Regions from separate parts of the Homo sapiens genome. Here region 2 is linked to region 1. Evidence: read pairs that join two places in POLR2A ChIA-PET (ENCODE). Cell type or tissue: Panc1. All regions are shown on one strand.

Region 1 (2,500 bases):
TTCCCACAGAGGGCCGCATGGAGGATACAGCCTCCAAGGGGGAGGGCAGTGGTTGCCCCGAAGGCAATGGGTCAGAGGAGGATTTGAGCTACAGCAGCATCAAAGCCAGGCTTCAGGCTCTAGAATAGGCTTGAAGGGCAGGGGCTGCCTGTTCCCTGCCTGTCTCTTGCCCTGCCCAGCCCCCACTGCTCCACCAGGGCAGCTCAGCAACCTCCCCTGCCTTTCCCCCCAGTTCCCTTCTGGGGGTGGGGGGAATTCCCATCCAGGCCTTTTAGAAGGGCTGAAACATTCAATGTAAATAATTAATGCTAGATTTTTAAAATTAAATTTTAATACATTCTTATTAATTTTAGACAAACTCCCTGGCAGGTCATTCGCCGTGAGTGATTGAGGTTGGCAACCAGAGACAGCCTTTGGGTGGGAAAGGCTCCTGAGCAGTGGGGTCCAGGCGCAGCTGGGCCCCTTCAGCTGCGGGATCTCCAGCAAGCCTCTTCTCTGTTGGAGCTTTGCTCCCGCATAGGGGGTCCGGGGCTTCCATGGCAGAGCTGTGGTGAGGAGCCGTGGGAAGCGCTATGATGTGTAAGGGGCGGTGGACGTTATTGTTATGACTACCGTGGCCATTCTGCTGAGGGTGGCCTCCCAGGACCGGAGGGGGGCGGAGGGGGTTTTCCTCATTAGCCCCTGGAGAGCAGAGCTTGCTTCCTCTGCTGTCCCCTCTCTGCTTTGTCTGCTGTCCCCTCTCTGCTGGAGAACTTAGCCCAGAGCTAGTGAACGAGTGGGTGTCCGTGGATGGAGGAACACTTGGATTTCTTGGGTTTGGTTTGATCCTGGTTCAGGTCTGACCCTCTGAGTGGACGGCTCCTCCCACCCTGCGCTGGCTCAGCGCAGGCCAAGCCTGCTGGGTGCTGGGGGTGTCCTGGTGAGAACACAGGGCTCCTGCCCGGGAGCTCACAGCCAGGAGGGGAAAGGGCCAGGAAAGACAGGCTCCAGTGCCGTAGGATCCAGGCATGCACTGTCCGTGTTTATTGAGCGCCTGCTGTATGCTGGGACCTAGCATGAGAAGCGCTGTCATGGGGACCCGGAAAGGTGGGCCTGGGGAAGAGAGCGGTGTGGGGGTCGCGCTGGCCGGCGGCAAAGTCTTCCCGGCAAACTCCTTGTCTTGCAGGAGGAGGGTTTATGGAGGGGTCCAGGCTTGTGGTCTTGGACAACTTTTAGAGCGTCTGGGGAGGGGAACCGCCATCCGGGCGCCTTAGGGATCCCTTCCCCTGAAATTCCTTCCCCCACCCCAGCCGATCCGCAGCCCGCGGGTGCGGAAGGGCAGTGGAGCGCCTCGTCCAGCTGCCTCCCCCTTCCCCCCAGCTTTCAGGTGAGGAAACTGAGGCCGGGAGAGCGCCGGAAGGCCGGCCCGAGCACCCGGGAAGTTGGTGGCCGAGCCTGGCCGAGGCCCCGGGGCCGGGCCTTCTAGCTTGGCGCTGCGGCCGGGCTGCGCCCTCGCCCGGCGGGGCGGTGGGGGAGGCGGCGTGGGGCCCGGACCCGAGCGGAGCGCGCTCCCGGCGGACGCGGCGGCGGCGCCCGGCGCGAGGGGCCGGGATGGGCAGTCATCAGTCTTCCCAGGTCTGTCGCGTGGTCCCTGAGCTCGGACCCCTGTCCCCCTTGAGTGCCAGTCACGGCACAGAAAGACGGGCAAAGCCCCGGGGAGCGGCCTCTCCCGGGTGATAGAGAGCCCGCCCGGCGCCCCCAGCTCCACGCAGGAAGTGCGATCCCGCCCGGGCCGCTCGCGGTCCCCGTCGCTCGCCCGCGCCCACAAGGTTAACGGCGGCGGGTGGGTCCCCCTGCCCGGCGCGCGGAGGGGCTGCCCGGCTGAGCGGGGCTGGGCAGGGAGGGTCTCCAAGCCGCGCGCGGGCGGGTCTGCGCAAGCAAGGCAGGGAGCCCCGCCGGCGAGCCGGGCGCTCACGGGTTAATCCCTGGGGCCCGGGAGGGGCAAGCCAGGCCCAAAACCCCAGAATCTGAGGGCAGCGGGTCCCTGATTGAGGAGTCGAGGCTCCAAATGCCATCGCCCTCGGATTGTGTGAGTGTCAGGTTCTGCAATCCTGCACGGCCCCGAATTCCCCAACATTCTCCGACTCGGAGGTTCTGCGATTCCGGGGTTCGGCTTCCTCCGGGAGGGAGCGCGGGGCAGGAAGGGTTAACGGGCGGGGCGGGGGGAGCAGCGGGGCCGCGGCCGCCGGAGAGTTAACGGGGACAGGCCGAGTCCCCCTCCTCCGGGCGAGGCCGAGATCGCCCCTGGCCGGGCCATCCCGGGCCGGCCCCTTCTTCGCCCCGGGGGGCGTAACTCGGTGCGGGGAGCGCGGCGGCCCGGGCGGGCTCACCTGTTACTCGGCCGCGGCCCGGCGCGCCCACTGAGTCACGGGGGCCGCGGCCGGGACTGGAAGCTGGGGACGCGCGGCGCCGGGCTTCCCACGGACGGGGCCCCGCGGGGTTGCCCGGCCGTGCCCGCTGT
Region 2 (2,500 bases), 160 kb after region 1:
ATTTTAAGGGAAACAGCAATATCTGCTAGACAACATGCAGACTGCTAGCTGAGGTTTCAACATTACATTCAACATTAGATCTTTTTGCATTTCTTTAGATGACATCATATCTCTGCAAAGCTGAGTTTTCAATAGTTGCCGTGATAAAAAGCAAAAACCAGGCAGGGCATGGTGGCTCACACCTGTAATCCCAACACTTTGGGAGGCCAAGGTGAGTGGATCACCTGAGGTCCGGAGTTTGAGACCAGCCTGGCCAACACGGTGAAACCTTGTCTTACTAAAAATACAAAAATTTGCTGGGTGTGGTGGCGGGTGCCTGTAGTCCCAGCTACTAGGGAGGCTGAGGTAGGAGAATGGCTTGAACCTGGGAGGCAGCAGTTGCAGTGAGCCAAGACTGCACCATTGCACTCCAGCCTGGGTGACAGAGCAAGACTCTATCTCGAGAAAAAAAAAAAAAAGCAAAAAGCAAGTGAAAATCAATGTGGAACAGACCATGAGGGTGGCAGCATCCAACCTACTTCCAATGTTTGAGAACCAACAGGTGTTGTTACAACATAAGTATTTAAGTTGTTTGGTCCTCACTCCTTAGTAAACAGGACTGTTAATTAAGTTGTTTGTTTTGGCCTAGGAGTGCTGTGAAAAATGTGACAGTGGCACTAAGGGAATTGTGACCCAAGAGCATGAGACCCTCTGTACTATTTTCTCTGTTTTACACATGGGGAAACAGAGGCACCTTGGGGTTGCTTGCCCAGCATCACAGAGCTAGGAAGCTGGGGTCTGAGCCTAGCACAAAGCAACATGGCCTTCAGGAATGGATCTACCATTAAATGGCTTACCAGAGACTATTTAAATGTGTGATGGGTAAATATTTGAAACCAATTATGTTCTGGACAAAGTATCAAAAGATCTGCTTTGCCAGGCAGGGTGGCTCACACCTATAATCCCAGTACTTTGGGAGGCTGAGGCGGGCGGATTGCTTGAGCTCAGGAGTTCCACACCAGCCTGGGCAACATGACGAGACTCCATTGCTACCAAAAATACAAAAATTAGCCAGGCGTGGTGGTGCACACCTGTAGTCCCAGCTACTCAGGAGGCTAAGGTAGGAGGATCGCTTGAGCCCAGGAGGTAGAGACTGCAGTGAGCCATGATTGCACCACTGCACTCCAGTGTGGGCGACAGCGTGAGACTCTGTATCAAAAAAAAAAAAAAAAAAATCTGCTTAAACTTCGCATCCAAAAGTGAGTGTCCTGTAGTTTAAGAAAATTCTAAAAGACCCAAGTATAAAGTGAACACTCTCTTTATAAGGAATAATCTGAAGACAAATCTTGCCTTGCATTCCACCTCCTGCCACACACCAAGCTCTTCTCAGCCTCGGCACGGGCTGTCCTCCGTGCAAGGACGGACCCATGTCTTCCTCAGGCTTCCAACCTCAGCTTGCATGCTGTCTTCTCCCCTACCCACCCAGCCATTTTTCTCCATTTCCCAGGAAATACCACTGTGCAACTTATAATTACCCTGTTAATTAACTGATTTATTAGACTGTGAGCTAGGTATTGCTGGCCCCTCACATGGTGCCTAGTGGTGGGTACAATTCTCGATGTTCTCTCCACCCCCTGAGCCCACAGGGTCAAGAACTAAACACCAGCAGCATGGGGGAGCCGGTCCTCTGTATCCTCCACCGTCTCCCTGGGAGGCCCTTGACGCATACACCCTCACTCCAGATTCCAGAGCATATGTAAAAACCTCAGGAAGCCAGTTCCCAGAGAGCTCCCTAGGCCAGGGACGAGCACTGACGTGTTTGACGAAGGGAGCGCTGGCTTTTTCCTAATCTCAGTGGCCACTGCCCCCAGAATCACTTTAACAATAGAGCTTTGACTGTCTCCCTCTGGAAACTCAGATGGGGTTTGGCCAAGACTATTCTTATTTTAAAACACTTATTTTCTGAAATGGTAAACTTTTGTGGCTACTGAAAACAATTAAAACCAAGAGAAATCCATAGAGAGATGGAAGGGGGTGAGTAATTATTATCAACAAAACCAATGAGAGGGAAAAAATGTATTGGGCCAAAAATCTAATAAACTAAGTATGAGAATTCTGGAGCAGCTCTGCAGGAAGCAAATTACTCTTCTGCATCTTCACAGACAATACACGCGAGAGGCAATTTATTAACTTGAGCCACATTGGCCTCAACATTAACCCATATCCCTAAAGTACTTAACTCTCACCCAGGAAACTGCTTACTTAACTTGCATTAGGACACACAGGGCCAAGTGCAGGTTTGCTATTCACAGCTTCAAATTCAATTTAAAGGGATCCCTGTTCCAATTTCCTGTAGAAAGTTACTCCATGTTCTAATACATCAGTGTCAGGAAACACAGCCTTTACTTAATTTCTTCTCAATATTCATACAACCAGGGATCACCCACAGCAATTTCTCCTCCTTTGTGTGCCTAACAGCAATGATGGGGCTCTTACTTTTCATCTTTTCAAGTGCCAGGTG

The links. ChIA-PET counts read pairs that join two places held together with the same protein. Peaks named below come from ENCODE experiments on the same cell type or tissue, not always from the same donor. Only the 100,000 strongest peaks of a DNase experiment are listed, where the experiment ranks them.
Region 2: POLR2A ChIA-PET joins it to region 1 with 6 read pairs; 2 of 35 experiments call an interaction of 5 or more read pairs at or near these places.

What each region holds. Positions count from the first base shown.
Region 1 is chr14:100,568,013-100,570,512 of GRCh38, reverse strand. All of the region lies in intron 1 of BEGAIN (brain enriched guanylate kinase associated), which reads left to right. Among named protein-coding and RNA genes, the nearest start is that of BEGAIN, 18 kb to the left of the region's middle. In Panc1, no CTCF peak of the experiment used is centred here; no DNase peak of the experiment used is centred here; H3K4me3 peaks cover 1,976 bases; H3K27ac peaks cover 1,816 bases.
Region 2 is chr14:100,409,496-100,411,995 of GRCh38, reverse strand. The region is part of intron 2 of WDR25 (WD repeat domain 25); the gene reads right to left. Among named protein-coding and RNA genes, the nearest start is that of WDR25, 34 kb to the right of the region's middle. RefSeq lists enhancers at 1,129-1,628, 1,629-2,130. In Panc1, no CTCF peak of the experiment used is centred here; no DNase peak of the experiment used is centred here; H3K27ac peaks cover 78 bases.